Regions from separate parts of the Homo sapiens genome. Here regions 2, 3, 4 and 5 are each linked to region 1. A link is a contact called in ENCODE Hi-C or POLR2A ChIA-PET data. All regions are on one chromosome and are shown on one strand. The core of a region is the stretch at or near the end of the contact, and the rest is flanking DNA. Distances in the headings are between cores, read along the strand shown. Region 1 holds the start of WDSUB1 (WD repeat, sterile alpha motif and U-box domain containing 1). Region 2 overlaps TANK-AS1 (TANK antisense RNA 1). Region 3 has its middle 83 kb from the start of TANK-AS1. Region 4 holds the start of ACVR1 (activin A receptor type 1). Region 5 overlaps RBMS1 (RNA binding motif single stranded interacting protein 1).

Evidence for each region. Hi-C counts contacts between places; a loop is a spot of excess contacts on that map. ChIA-PET counts read pairs that join two places held with the same protein, here RNA polymerase II (POLR2A). Pooled maps may share reads with other maps.
Region 2: a loop to region 1 is called in a pooled map, with 4 times the contacts of the local background. The contact joins the enhancer-like site here to the promoter of WDSUB1 in region 1. A Hi-C loop is called at or near these places in 2 of 37 single-sample maps with no recorded cell type and 2 of 50 pooled maps.
Region 3: a loop to region 1 is called in a map of naive thymus-derived CD4-positive, alpha-beta T cell, with 8 times the contacts of the local background. The contact joins the enhancer-like site here to the promoter of WDSUB1 in region 1. A Hi-C loop is called at or near these places in 1 of 168 maps with a recorded cell type or tissue (naive thymus-derived CD4-positive, alpha-beta T cell), 1 of 37 single-sample maps with no recorded cell type and 6 of 50 pooled maps.
Region 4: a loop to region 1 is called in a map of CD8-positive, alpha-beta T cell, with 10 times the contacts of the local background. The contact joins the promoter of ACVR1 here to the promoter of WDSUB1 in region 1. A Hi-C loop is called at or near these places in 5 of 168 maps with a recorded cell type or tissue (B cell, CD8-positive, alpha-beta T cell, OCI-LY7 and 2 more) and 9 of 50 pooled maps.
Region 5: a loop to region 1 is called in a map of B cell, with 7 times the contacts of the local background. The contact joins the enhancer-like site here to the promoter of WDSUB1 in region 1. A Hi-C loop is called at or near these places in 1 of 168 maps with a recorded cell type or tissue (B cell) and 6 of 50 pooled maps. POLR2A ChIA-PET finds 5 or more read pairs at or near these places in 1 of 52 experiments (OCI-LY7).

What each region holds. Positions count from the first base shown.
Region 1 is chr2:159,285,217-159,288,090 of GRCh38, reverse strand. WDSUB1 (WD repeat, sterile alpha motif and U-box domain containing 1) reads left to right here and starts at 1,388. Exons shown (of 11, transcript NM_001128212.3): 1 at 1,388-1,508. RefSeq lists silencers at 1,259-1,428, 1,115-1,554.
Region 2 is chr2:161,102,867-161,105,740 of GRCh38, reverse strand. All of the region lies in intron 2 of TANK-AS1 (TANK antisense RNA 1), which reads left to right. Among named protein-coding and RNA genes, the nearest start is that of TANK-AS1, 56 kb to the left of the region's middle. RefSeq lists a silencer at 1,207-1,276. Within about 2 kb of position 1,425, at least 2 of the 41 ENCODE cell types and tissues checked have a DNase peak (open chromatin) inside an H3K27ac peak, as active enhancers do.
Region 3 is chr2:161,076,153-161,079,026 of GRCh38, reverse strand. No RefSeq gene overlaps it. Among named protein-coding and RNA genes, the nearest start is that of TANK-AS1, 83 kb to the left of the region's middle. Within about 2 kb of position 1,371, at least 11 of the 41 ENCODE cell types and tissues checked have a DNase peak (open chromatin) inside an H3K27ac peak, as active enhancers do.
Region 4 is chr2:157,874,812-157,877,685 of GRCh38, reverse strand. ACVR1 (activin A receptor type 1) reads left to right here and starts at 1,356. Exons shown (of 11, transcript NM_001111067.4): 1 at 1,356-1,890. It overlaps LOC105373714 (a long non-coding RNA gene), which reads right to left and starts at 1,102. Exons shown (of 2, transcript XR_923518.3): 1 at 970-1,102. RefSeq lists silencers at 795-984, 1,005-1,244, 1,305-1,524, 1,535-1,584, 1,675-1,884 and an enhancer at 1,115-1,409.
Region 5 is chr2:160,402,036-160,404,909 of GRCh38, reverse strand. The region is part of intron 1 of RBMS1 (RNA binding motif single stranded interacting protein 1); the gene reads left to right. Among named protein-coding and RNA genes, the nearest start is that of MIR4785, 4.4 kb to the left of the region's middle. Within about 2 kb of position 1,454, at least 8 of the 41 ENCODE cell types and tissues checked have a DNase peak (open chromatin) inside an H3K27ac peak, as active enhancers do.

The DNA.
Region 1 (2,874 bases), core at 139-2,638:
TTGTTGAAACCATCCAGCAACAGGGAAAATGTTAAATAATTTATGGTATGTTTATATGTAGACCATTATGTAGAAAAAAAAGCTAATGAAATTTTAGACATGGGAACAGCTCATGACACAAGTTTGTTTAAAAAGGCAGTTTCCAGGACTTTTTGTAAAATTAGTTTTTCTGAAAGACTGAGAGAAAATGTTATCTCTGAGTGGGTGATCTCTGAGGGGTGTAATTATTGACTATTTATTTTCCTGTTATATATTCTGTGTTTCCTACAGAGAGCTCTATTATTTATACAATCAAAAACTTGTTTTTAGAAAAATACTGTTTTGGCAATACTTTGGAATGGAATTTGGTGTTCAAAGTCTCAATCATGATGCACTCCGCTAATTTTAAAAAATTAACAAGAACTTCACAAAATCCTAATTTTTAATCTTCCCTTTCCCCTTAATCTTTTTCATTGCAAATAGTTTCCCACGGTCTCAATTTCATCTTTAAATGTGAGCATTTTAGGTCATTACTCTTCAAATGTAACTTCGGTCTCCACAGGCTGATATATTTTTAATGTTTCCTCATGGATTAAAAATAAAAGCTCTCTGTATCTTTGATTTTCATCTGAACATAGTCCCACACTATGTTGTGCATTTAGTTAACAAGTGGTAATTTGCTCAGGAACTTTTTTTTTTCTGGATAATTTTTATCTCAAAAAGCACTGGCAGGGCCACTTTGTAGTCAATGACACGTGGAAACCAGTCTACCGTGAGCCAGTGGGACGCACTGGGAAAGGCTGAAGAAAAGGCGCCCGGGGTTCCAGTGAGCTCAGGATACCCACCCAACGGCAGGGCTGGGGCCCGGGGCAGGCAGCCTGCCCGGGAGAGACCCCTAGGGGAACCCGAATGAGGAGGCGAGGGCAGAAGACGCCAAGTCACGGACCGCCCAGGGTGGCCGAAATAGAGAAGGCCAATCTGGGAGACCGGCCTCGGAGTACACAGTGCAGGGTGGAGAACTGGAGAAAGAGGTAAAAACTTTCAGCAGGGATGGCCGAACATTCCATGCAACGCCCCTTTAAAACGACGTTTCAGGCGATCACTAGGCCTTGCGACCGCAGCTTTAGCAAAAACAGAAAGATTTGCGACGGAAGTCCCTTTCCAAGCCTGAAATCGCCTTGACCCTAGGAGCCAGAAGCTGGGGAGGAACTCGCAGTCCGGGCGGAAGAGCGCGCATGCGCCGCCTCAGGGGCCGGTCCCGGGGGCGGGGCCTGTTCCCTCCGCCCTGGGTCTCCACAGGCTTTCGCGGGGCGGGGCCTACTCCCTCCGCTCTGGGTCACAGCGGGCGTTCGGGGGGCGGGGCCTGTTCCCTCCGCTCTGGGTCCCCGCGGGCGTTCGGGGGCGGGGCCTGTTCCCTCTGCTCTGGGTCTCCGCCGGCGCCCGCCCCGCCAGCCTCACCTGCGCGGCACGTGACCCGCACCGCCCGTGGGCACCTTGAAGGCGGATCCCGCGCGCCCCCGCTCCTGCAGGTGAGAGCGGCCGCGCCCACGGGCCGGCTCAGCGGCGGTGGCGGCAGGTGGGGAAGCGCGGCTGGGCCTGCTCGCGCGGGGCGTCTGAGCCCTCCATTTCCCGGTTCTAACCGCGCAGCAGGGCCCAACCGGGACCTTGAGTGCGGCGAGGCGTGGTTCGTGCACCCTTGGCCCGGGGCTAGGGCGGGCGTGTCGGCGTCGGGTGGAAGGAAGCCCCTTGCGGGTGAGCTCCCTGCCTCCCAGGCCTCCCTCTTGCCTGGGGTCGCTCAGTCCACAGAGGCCCGGCCGCTCATAGAGGGGGGCACATTCCTGGTCTTTCGTGCATGGGGGGTGTAAGTGGCGGACTTTATTTTGGGAGCGCTGGACACCTTTCGGGTTTGCTTTGAATGAGATGGGATTCATGTGTTTACGCTGGCCAACTGACCTGGTGTGCCCGGGAATTTACTGTTCGCGTGACAGCCGAGGCCCGAGGGAACGCCCACACCGCCCCCCCTACCCCAAGGCAGGTCCTGGGTAGGCCTGAGAGCTTTTTCAAAACAAACTGTTCAGCTGACGGTGGCCTCGGTACTTCCCACTGAATGCCCTGGAACTTGCAAAGGGAGCTGAGTGCGGCAGAGGGCTGGGAGCCGGAGTTTGTTTGGAAAATCACCTGTGCGCACTTGCACAGCTGGGATTTGCGAGCTCTCCAGAAAGCACCACCTGGTCTTGATTGTTTTCAAGACAGCAGTACAGGGATAGTCTACCAGAAATTTTCGTGTTTGGTTTTTAGGCTTTATTGGAGTTTATGTTCGAAGAAAAGAAGCTGAACTTATCCTAAAAGGATAAGATGAAGATAGGGAAAGGCATGCTCCTTATGCCTTAATATTTGTTTGATTGATTGATGGGGTCCTGCTCTGTTGCCCAGGCTAGAGTGCAGTGGTGCAATCACAGCTCACCGCCGGCGTCACCTCCGGGGCTCAAGTGATGCTCCCGCCTCAGCTTCTCGAGTAGCTGGGACTACAGGTGCTCGCCACCACACCCAGCTAATTATTTTTATTTTTAGAGAGATGGGGTCTTGCCTTGTTGCCCAGACTGGTCTTAAACTCTTGGGCTCAAGTGTTCCACCCATCTCGGCCTCCCAAAATGCTGGGACTACAGGTGTGCACCATCGCGCCCAGACTTTTTTTTTCTTTGGTAGAGGTGTTTCCGTAAATAAGACTAGGACAAAGGATTATCAATTTTACAAGTCAAGGTTATACCTGCCCCTTTCAGAGCTGATTCTGCCTCACTTGACACCAGTTTTCCACCGTCAGTTATGTTTCTGTGTGTGTATATATATTTAGTCTTGGTAGATTTTCTAATTTCATATTACATATGGATTATTTAA
Region 2 (2,874 bases), core at 176-2,675, 1.8 Mb before region 1:
ATTATTATTATTATTTTACTGAGTAGAATACCTATTTTGAACCTCTCGGTTCCATCCCCTATCATGATTGACTGTCAGGAAGCACCGTGGGGGCTGATGTTCAGAAAGCCCTTTCAGCTACATTTCATATGTTCCTTCTCAAAATATTCCTGTGCCTCAGTGTTCCTTAGCCAATATTTATGTGGCAGGGAAATGTGTCTTATCTCTTTTGTGTAGATGATTAAAGTGCTGCACAACCATAAGGTGGTTTCATTCTGCTGTTTTCTACCCTACACCTGTGACTTTGATAGGGAGCTGTTGATGGGCCTGGGAATAGCTTGCAGATGTGTATGTACCAGCAGTATGTTAGGATTCAGTCTGAAAACTAGCAAGTCTGCAGCCTTGGCATCCAGGGCTAGATGTTTCTCACATTTTTCTTTCCTACATTTCTTCCTGTTCAGCCCCTGGTTTTCCAGAATCGTGGTTAGGTTTATATTGGTTAAGGTTTCTGTTTGTTTGTTTCTTAAAGCTTCCTCTTGTAGTTTAAAATCCTGAAGATCCTCAGAGCTTGAGCCTTGACCTTAGGTTTGGAGAATGTGGGGTCTGTGCAGCTGTGATCCTACTTGAATAAGTTTGGGCAAGTCATGGGACAGGAGTCTCTGTTTCTTCATTTGTTATATGGGTTTATTATCACCTGACAAAAGGGTTTCTTTAAAGTTTCCATGAGATTATTTGTGAGCGAGTGCTTTGAAAGGTGTAAACTGTTGTACAATTTTGACCTGGTATAATAATGATTTTTTTTTGAGACAGAGTCTTGCTCTGTCGCCCAGGCTGGAGTGCAGTGGCATGATCTTGACTCACTTCAACCTCTGCCTCCCGGGTGCAAGTGATTCTTCTGCCTCAGCCTCCCGAGTAGCTGGGATTACAGGTGTGTGCCACCATGACCAGCTAATTTTTGTATTTTTAGTAGAGATGGGGTTTCAGCATCTTGGCCAGGCTGGTCTTGAACTCCTGACCTCATGATCCACCCGTCTCGGCCTCCCAAAGTGCTGGGATTACAGGCATGAGCCACTGCGCCCGGCCCGATAATGATGTATTTTTTAACCTATGGCTATTAAATTCCTGTGGGCAATTATGTGGGATGAATCTTTGCTATATTATAATAACCAGTGATTTCAGCTAATGCAGCCAAACATCTGGTCAAATCCACTGTAAAGCTATTTCAACTGAATTGGTTAATAGACCTGTATATAGAGAGAGTCCAAAATAGCCTCAAAATTTAACTTTGCTTTTAATAAAGAAGCTTCCTGTTTGTCTCATTAATGGCACCTGTCTGACTCACTTCTGAGCCAGATGTTATACTTCATCGTTTCATAATGTGTCATTTCTGCACACCGACTTTCTTTTCATAGTTTCTGAAGCAAAATCTATTTCATCCCATCACCAGGATATTGTTGGTGACAGCTGCAACACCCGAATAGGTAGCTTTAGCTTTCACATGGACATAGATATGGAAAATGTTCTCAGAATCGAGCCAGCAGGGAATGAAACATATGGCAGGCAGTGAAAGAAGTGAAGGCTCGTTTCTATAACAAACCCCTCTGAGTTTTGACAAGGCTCTCTGATATACTGTCAAACCACCCCAGGGCTGAGAGGCAGGTAACTCTTCTCTATCTCTAGTCTGAGCACTAAGACTTGCCTGAGGAAAGAACTTTCTTACATTGTTATCTAAAAACTGTGAGTTCTTCATGATTAGATATAATAAATAGTTTGTAACCCCTAGCTGCTCATCAGATTCACCTGCATAGATACTTAGAACTCTCCCCAACCCCCTCCCCCTGCATCCTTCAATATTTTAATTCAGTAGGTCAGGGATGGGGCTCAGGCATTTTTTTTTATTTTTTTATTTTATTATTATTTTTAGTTCTTCTGGTGTTTCTGACGTGCAAAAAGCTAGCCAGAAATGTATTAGAGAATCTAATTATCAAATGGACGGTTGTTCTAGAAGATGGACTTTAAAGACCTCTGCCAAAGCTGAGTGTGTAAAAGTAGATGAAGATAAATCTTCACTTGCAGGGGTCAAAGTCTGCAATGCATACAGGAACTAATAGGTAAGGTGAATGTGAAGTGTGAAGCGGCTTATACAATATAAGTAGTGATGGGGATTGTGGCAAACTGGAGAATGAAACTCTGTTGAAAGGCACGCCAGCTAACAAAATGTCACTGTGGACAGATTTGGCCTTTGTTCTCCTCTTTTACTTGAGTATAAAGTCTTCATGCCTGGAGTTTTCTTCAGTTTCTCCTGTGTGAAATACTCAGTGTTATTTTCCTTTTGAGATTTTAAAAATAATGTTAAAACATTAAATGTAAGAGGGGTATCTTGTAGACTGCTTTTCACAAAGGTAGAGGAGAGGAATATGATTAAAATGGATCCATTTCTATTTCTCATTTTATCCCCCAGCTTACCCCATCTGACTACATGGATAGCAAGTTTGAGTTGGATGAGGCTAAGCAGGGCATAGTGAACCTGACATTCAGTTTTTCTCAATTTCTTCTGCTCCTGGATTCACTCCTAATCCTGTAGGACAGTGGTAAGAAAGACATCAATAAAATAAGAGAACTATAAATGAATAGGAAGCACTTCAAGAAGATTTGAAGAACTATTTTAAAGTTAGAAGTATTTTAGGGGCATCTGCTGAAAATGTTGCCTAACTGTGATATTTCTTTTTTTCACTCTGGGGCAATGAAATTTTATGAGTCACTAAATACATATTTTGACATCTGGCTTCACTGCTTTTTTTTTTTTTTTCTGGAATGCTGTAAATTCTCATCATGAGAGTTTACTTCTTGTCAGTCTTTTGATACTATACTCTCAATCATTTTCTGGGTGATTTA
Region 3 (2,874 bases), core at 122-2,621, 1.8 Mb before region 1:
GGCATTTTTATTATGACAAGGGTAGAAAATGGGAAAGTTCTAAGAGTTCTAGGAGTATGTGTGTGCATTGTAGGTTGAGGCTTTGTTTTATGCTCTATGTTCAGTGTGTCAGAGAATCTAGCCATGGAGTGAGAGTGGGGTGGAGTGAGAGTGGATTCTCTGTTAGTCTTATGCTGTCATATATGACGAATGTTTGTCCAGGTACTTGTCATTTTAGCCAGATTTCCAGCTACACAGTCAATGAGGGGCTCACACTTAGCTGAATGGATAGGGTTGTACAAGCCACAATCCCTGTCTTTGGTAAAAGACAAAAATTGACACTACAACAAAAAAACTGACATGGGTTATGGGTCTATGAAAAAAATACTGCACAAAAAAATGGCTTGGAATCCTAAATAATATGGAGGAATACACAAACTCTATGAAACAGCAACAAGCTAATTAGCCACCTTAAACACTGAAGAGTTGGGTACCTCATTTCCCCTCATCATCTCTACCCATTTTACCACCATTCTGGGTGCCCTCTGTCTCTTCCTGAATGACCATTCTGTTGTGGGCTAAATTGTGTTTTCAGCTCCATCCCCATTCATATGTTGAAGTCCTAAGTTCTATTGCCCCAGGATATGACTATATTTGGAAATGGGGTCTTTAAAGAGTTAATGAAGGTTAAATGAAGTCTTTGGAGATTGGTCTCAATCCAATATGACCCATGTCCTTGTAAGGGAAGATTAGTTCACAGACAGAGAAGAAAGAACACTTAAAGGCACAGGGAGAATACGGCTACCGACAAGCCAAGACAAGCCTCTGAAGAAAGACCTTGCTCACGCCTTGATCTCAGAGTGCCAGCCTCCACAACTGTGAGGAAATGAATTTCTGTGGTTTAAGCCACCCAGTCTGTGGCACTTGGGAAGCCCTAGCAAACTAATATACCATCCAATTGCTTGGCCTCTCAGTTTCTTTATTTTCTCATCTCTAGGGACTTTTACTGTGTTTCTCTTCAGCCCCTCCTCCCAGGGCAGCACCCTGATGCTGTCATGATCCAGAACCTTCTGAAATATTACATTCAAATCTGTACTGTTGGGAAATCTCTGACCATAGTTATACTGCCTTGTGACCTTCACATTTGGCTACTGCCACCCAATCCTTCAATGTCACCTGTGTCCCCAAATAAACCCCACTTCTTGCTCCCAACTCCCCCGTCATCTTCCTTGTCAACTGAATCTAGACATTGTGGTTTATCACTTCATCCTTTGTTTTGTCAGTATCTTTAAACCTGTATTTCCTTCCATAGTGACAGCCTCGCAAAACCCCAACCCAGCTGTTTTCCCTGAACTCATACAGTATTTCTGAGCAGTGTTAAAGGAAACCGCACAGCCACATCATGTGTTCTGAACCATTGTAAAGTCATTTAGGTCTTCAAGCCTGTCCCATTATCTCTTCCCTTCTCTGCAGCTACTATTTCAAACTTCCTCTATTCTCTCTTCAAAATTTGGCTCTCACTATGTCCAACAGATGACTTCACTTCCTATTTTATAGGGAAAATTGAGGTCACCAGAGAGAAATTTCCCCCAGTTCTGCCAACTAATCTGTAAACATCTTCATTCTCACTAGTCATTCTTTGTTACCCTGTATTACACACGAATATGTGCTCCTTTTCCTTCCTGAGGTTAATTCCTTAATAACCCTTTGAATTCCATTTCTCACAGTTCTTCCAAGGCCTCACACTTTTCATTGTTCTTTTGTTCTCTCTCATGTTTAATTCTCTACTTTCTCCCCTTATCTGTTCCTTCTGCTCACTATTTAAATACTCTCAAAATATCCCAGTAGCCCCTGCTACTTCTGGAAGCGTGCCTCACGCCTCAGTGTGCTGGGGCAAAATGTTGGAATGAGCCCCACTGACACACGGACATACAAAGTTTGTTTGTTTGTTTTGAGATGGAGCTCTGTCACCCAGGCTGGAGTGTAGTGGCGCGATCTTGGCTCACTGCAACCTCTGCCTCCCGAGTTAAAGCGACTCTCCTGCCTCAGCCTCCCGAGTACCTGGGATTACAGACGGCTGCCACCATGCCCAGCTAATTTTTGTATTTTTAGTAGAGATGGGATTTTGCCATGTTGCCCAGGCTGGACTCAAACTCCTGACTTCAGGTGATCGCCTCAGCCTCCTAAAGTGCTGGGATTACAGGCAGGAACGACCACGCCTGGCCTGGCATTGTTTTAAGTGTCTTTCATATTTTAACTCAACTACCACACAACAGAGCTCTAAGAAAGTCACGATTTTTTCCATATTGGGCAGCTTAGAAAATAAACCATACATAATAACAGAACAATAACAAAAGCAAACATTTACATGGCACCTAATATTAAAAATGCTGTACATTATTACATGATTTATTTCTCACATTAACACTATGAGATTGGTACTATGACCGTTTCTGCTTTACAGAGTGTGACTTCTAAGGATACCCAGTTGGCAAGTGGTAGAGTCAGGATTAGAACCCAAGCAGTTTTAACACATTGTTAAATGTGTTAGCACTGTTTTGAGAAAATCTTTAATCAAAAAGCAAATCAAAAGTAAGACCTGAAGAAGGAAGAAGTCACGGAATAAAAGAATCATTGACTAATTTCTGTCCTACCAGCTCCACTGCTTCCCAGCTCTGTGACCTGAGGCAAGTTGTGTAACCTTTGTGTCTCAATTTTCTCATTAAAAAAAAGGAATAATAAGATTATTTATTTCTTTGGTTGTGAAGATAAAAATATGTTAAAGCACATAAAGTGCTTATATCAATGCTTAAGAATGTAAGATGTACTAAATCAGGGGTGTCCAATATTTTGGCTTTCCTGGGTCACATTGGAAGAATTGTCTTGGGCCATACA
Region 4 (2,874 bases), core at 107-2,606, 1.4 Mb after region 1:
AACAGTTTGTAAGTGGCAGAGCTGACACTTCAGCCAAGTGACAATGAGGGCCCTGTTACATCATTCTATAGAGCAGGGATACATATAGGTGCTCTTGCCTTGATTGGTACTGAACTTGCCTCTCCTGCTCCTCACCAATCATACAGGTACAAAGCTCTCTTTATGAAAAAAATGCTCCCACCTACTCCATCCTTTTGCTTACAGCTGGGGATTCTAGTTTTTTCACGTATATATGCCTTGTATTTCTAATTAGATTGTAAACTCCCAACCTGCAGGGACCAGATCTTCCATTTCCTTTGCAACCTTTTGCAGTACTGCAGTCACCCAATAAATGCCCTCTGCATGAATGAACCTGTAGAGATAAAAATACTTTATGGCATTCCCATTTATAGGTTTCATGTTTTTATTCTGCTTTGTGATAGGACTGTACATTATAAGCTTCTAGAGGGCAGAGAAAATGGCTTAGTGCTTTCCTTTACACTCAGCAGGAACCATGCAAAATTTGATCCTTGCATGCCTTTTTGATGCTCTGGGTAATATTAGCACACTGGGGTGTTTTTGTGTATCTAAGGACCGAGGTTATCAGACTCTCTGCAGCGGAGAATGTTCCTGCATTTCCACTGTAAGCTCCCATGGCGCCTAGGACAGGGCTAGATCACTGCAGAAGCCCCTCCATGCTTATTTCTGTTACTAAGGAAGCCAAAGGCGAACATGGCAAGCTCTGTCATAACCCTAGACCTTGCAAGGAAATGAGCAAAGTGGAAGGGGATCTGAAGGCAGGTCAGAGATGGCCTGGATGAGAATGCTAAGGCTTCTCTCTGAGAATCCAGCCCAAGTCTGACATGCAGGGCTCGAGTAGGTGGCCGCCCGCAGTCGCCGGGCCCGGGATGCCCGCCCGTCCGCCCGCCTGCCCCGCGCGCCCTCGGGAGCTGTCCAGACGGCCCCGCCCGCGCCTACCTGGGCACTCACCCGTGCCGCGCGGCCTCTTCTCCTCCCACCCCGGCCACAGGAGCCCAGCTCGGGCCTGCCCCGCCGCCTCCGAGGAGCCCCGCTGGCGGCGCGCTCATAGCTTCCACCCGGGCCAAGCGACCGGCCAGACAGCGCCAGGCGCGCCGGGGGCGGCGCGGTCAGGCTCGGCGGGGCTCGGCGGGCTCGCCCTCGGCCGGGCGCCTGCAGGGGGCGCGGGGACGGCCCCGCCCCGCCGCCTCCTCTCTCCCCTCCCGGCTCCCTGGATCCGCGCCGGGAGGAAATGATGTGTTGCTGCCTGGTTAATCACAGCTCCAGACACTCATTGGCCGAGCGCTCCGCAGCCACTTCCTCCTCCTCCTCCTCCCGCTCCTCCCGCTCCGGCTCCTGCTCTTTGCAGCCGCCGCCGCCGCCGCAGCCTCCCCCTCGGCGCAGGGGGAACTTTTCTACTCTCTGTGACGGTCTCCCCCGCCGCCCCCGGGGGCAAGCCCAGCTGGTCCGCCCGCCCCGCCCGCGGTCGTGCTCCCAGCCCGAGCCTCTGCGCCTCGGGAAGTTTATTCTGCCCGCCCTCCTCCCCTTCCTCCTCCTCTTCACCCCGCCTCCCCGCCCTCCCCCGGCTCTTTCCCCCGGGTGGCTGCCGCTGCCGCCGCTGCCGCTGCCAGCCTGCTCCTCGGCCAGCCGCGCCGGCCCCAGGGCCGGGAAGCTCCCGGCCCCACGCACCGCTCCGCTGCAGCCACCGCAGCCGCCGCCGCTCTGGGCCGGCCCTCGGCCCCCGGCTCCCGGCCCCGCAGAGTTCCGGGCTCCCTCGCCGGCTGCACCGCCCCGCCCCGCCCCGCGCCGCCCCGCGCCGCGCCGACCTGCAGCGCCCGGCTGCCTCGCACTCCGCCTCCCCCGGCTCAGCCCCCGGCCGCGGCGGGACCCGAGGTGAGCGCAGGTCGCCGGCCGCGCCTGCTGGAGCCGGGAGGACTGAGGGAGGAGGTAGCCTAGCGGGAGAAGAGGCAGGGATCGGGGGTGGCAGGGTGGGCGTCTGCGGTGCCTCCCCCTCGCTTTCATTCCTTTCTCCCCCAAGCTTGATCCCCTCTCCGTGGGGGAAGCAGCCGCGGAACAAAACTGTCTTGCTTTGGGCCTGAACTGCTGGTGGGATATGGGGGGTGGGGGGGCAGAGGCGTGGAGCGGGGGTCTCAGGTTTGTATTGGGGTGTGTGTGAGTGCGTGTGTGTGTGTGTGTGTGTTGTGAACTCCTTCAGGGTGTGCGACTCTGACTTGTAAATCGATCTGGCCGCGGGGCCACGGGGCTTACCTTCCTAGCTGAGCTTGTAGAGAGTAAGGAGATAGATAGGCGAATTTCCCCCACCCTCAAAATATCCATCTCTTCCAAGAGGAATTTTCTGCTGGAGAGACAGCCAATAAACTCTGCTCAACTCCCTCCCTCCCTCGGTTCTTCCTAGCTGCAGTTTCAAAAAGCTTCAAAGCCAGGAATGTGGGATTCATCTTCCGATCCCCAGAAGGCAAATGTGGTTACAGATGTTGCACGGTACTTTGCCAAGTTTAAAACCCTTCCTTCAACACTGTAACCAAAACAGTGAGGCTAGAACCTCGGGCGCACTAAGAAGAGATGTGGGCCTCTGGGGCCGCTGGATTCAGTAACTTCCGTCGGGTTCTAGACTGGCTCGGCTCTGTCCAGTTTGTGCCAGATAGTCTCCCACCCCCTCCCCACCCCTCCTTTCCCCTGGAGATTTGAACGCTGCTTGCATGGGAGAAAAGCTACTTAGAGAAGAAAACGTTCCACTTAGTAACAGAAGAAAAGTCTTGGTTAAAAAGTTGTCATGAATTTGGCTTTTGGAGAGAGGCAGCAAGGTAATACAATGGACTTGTCAATTTTATTGGGCTTTTCTTTCTTTTTTGAGGG
Region 5 (2,874 bases), core at 205-2,704, 1.1 Mb before region 1:
CTCAATAGCAACCCATAGAGAACTTATCTGCATCATAGCCCATCACCCTTCTAATCTCAGAAGTCCAGTTTAGGGATTCCTCCCACCTTTTTGGGGAGGGAGAACTTGTGAGCTAGGAGGTGAATGATGAAGCAAATGGATGATACAGATGGTAAGTTTGTGATGTTTGGAAGCAGCATTGATATAAAAATGTGGCTGTACTGAATGATTGTACAACTCTTAAAGCTTTCTACATTTTACATATACAGTCATCTCTCAGCATCCGAGGAAGATTGGTTCCAGGATGGCTCAAGGTCCTGATATAAAATTGCGTAGTATTTGTATATAACCTATGTACATCTTCTCGTATTCTTTAATCTCTAGATTACTTATAATACCTGATACTATGTAGATGCTATGTAAATAATTGTTATACTGTATTATTTTCAAATTGTTTTATTGCTATTTTTATTGCTTTTCCCTGAAATATTTTTAATCCACAGTAGGCGGATGCAGAACCTCTTTATACGGAGGGTCGACTGTGTAGGAGTGAGCTAGTTTCAGTTAAAGCAGCGGTGGTTGGTACTCATCTCTCACCTGCCCCCACGTAGTGTAGCTAGGGCATCAGGGAGTACTGATCTCTGGCATCATCTGGGATCAACAGGATTTTCCTGCCTCACAGGCCTGTGAGCACATTAGAAATACACCTGCTCAGCTCAAGTCAAAGTGAGAAGCTTTTGAATGGAGTGATAACCGAGTAGGCAGTATCTAAATAAAGATGATTGGTTCAAGTCTCAGTGGACAAATGTGTACGTTCTATTACTGTTGACTGTGACTTTGAAGTATATGGTGTTCATTAAGCAAATCCAATCTGATCGTATGAAAAGAGCACCCCAAAAACCAAAATGAAACCATTTATCAGGACTTTTGTAGCTATGAAAATATTTTAGTGTGTTTTGAAACAAAAAAAGTGATTTATACTCAAAGGCTTTTAGATATAGAAAATTGGTATTTTCATTTTTCCTTTGTGTTGTTTCTTGAATTCTTTTATTAGCTACTCCTCTTCCTGTTTCCTTCCATTTTGGAACTGCTTTCTTGAGGTAGCTAAGTTACAAACCAACCATACTTTGGTTTCTGCACATCGTGGCATGTAGGAAGGCCTTTTTTGCTAAGCAGTATGTTGTCCTAGTGGTTTCCAGTAGGGTTTTGGAGGTAGGGGAGTGAATGCAAAATTTTTCTGCATGTGTGTATGTGTGTGTTTATATCTGTGTGTGTTTAATGGTCTTGCCCTCCAATAGTTGTACTTGTTAAATGTTGCTAACTTTTGATGAGGGAAGTACTTATCTTCCCAGTTTAAGTAGATTTACATAGTTTACTGCCTTCTTCAAGATTAACTGGGTGTAGCTGCACGTGAGGAATTCAACAGTGATTCAGTGTTTGGCCTTGTTTAGAGGATGACATACAAAGCTGTTGATTAATCCTCTTCAGGCAGTTTCTGTTCACAGCAATTTGTGTTTAGTAGATTGGGTTTTGTTAAAGTTTGAAGATTAAACTTGTGCATAGAAGATATTTAAATGAACACTGCCTGAAACAGTCCCAATTTGTTGTTGTTTTAAAGAAAGTAAACGTCTTCAAGCTACAGAGATTGGAGGTTTAGTGGAGAGTAGCAGAAAGGTAAATTGGTATGTATAAGTAAGGTATTGGCCCATTTTTATGTTATGTTATCTCTGTGTATTTGTGGTCAGGTAGGATCTATGAGTCATGATGATGATATTTTAAAATCTACCCATACATAGCCATTTGAAAACTGTACAATTCATCGTGATTGTCCACTTTTTCTACTAGGGACCGTTTTGGCATCTCATTACATGTTCCATAGTTCACTTCAGGTTTTGAACATACTTCTAGTTTTTTACTTTTCCTTATTTTTAGAGATTACTGTCAACTGGGCTCACCATATATTAGTACTTTTATTTTTGAGACCTTTCTTAGGAGGGTAAGAGTCTATCTGATCCAGGTTTCTGAGAATATATTTATAAAGTACTCACCCAATAAATAAATATTTTAAGGATGTATAAACCTCAGTCATATTTAATCTTCATAGCATCCATATAGAGAAGGTCTGGAGTTTTGAGGCAGTGACATCTTAAGTGGCCTACATGGTGAAAGCTAGGTCCCTGGAGTCAAGGGCTGTGTCTGCTACTAGGAAAAAGAAAGCCCGTCAAGAACAGCTGTGGCCTCACTACACTTCCCTTTACTTGGCCTCCCAAAGACATGTGGCCCACAGTGTCCAGATTTCAGATGTGGGAATTGTAGCTCTTGAATGTATTAGTGTTTTTTTGTTTGTTTTATAAAGGCTTTCACAGATGACATACTAGACACTGAGTTAAATTTGAATTTCAGATAAACAGTGAATAATTTTTTAGTATAAGTATGTCCCAGATTTTCATCACACTGCATTTTTGAATTTGCTAAATCTAGCAGCCCTCTCTCAGGGAAATCCAATTCGCTTTTTAAAACTCATTATAAAAAAAATCATGATAATAAGACATACTATTACTTTTTCCACTGAAAAGTTTGCCCCTTAGCATATTCCTTAGGCCCTGATAACGCACGTTTCACATTTTACCTCCTTGAACCATTTGGTCCATGCTTCCGCCTGCACTCTACCTAATTGAAAGACTATGGCTTAAGTTGTGGCTCTACCATTTGCATGCTTTTTCACTTAACCTCCCTAAGTCTGAGTTTCTGCTAAGTAAAGATAATAGTGCCCACTTCACAGGGTAGTTGTTAATCCTTCTAAGGTGCTATTATTAATGTCCCCACAGAGCAAGCAACAGCGGGTGGTCCTAGGAGACTTCTGTGTGGTCTAGGGAGACCTTGACACAGTCGCCT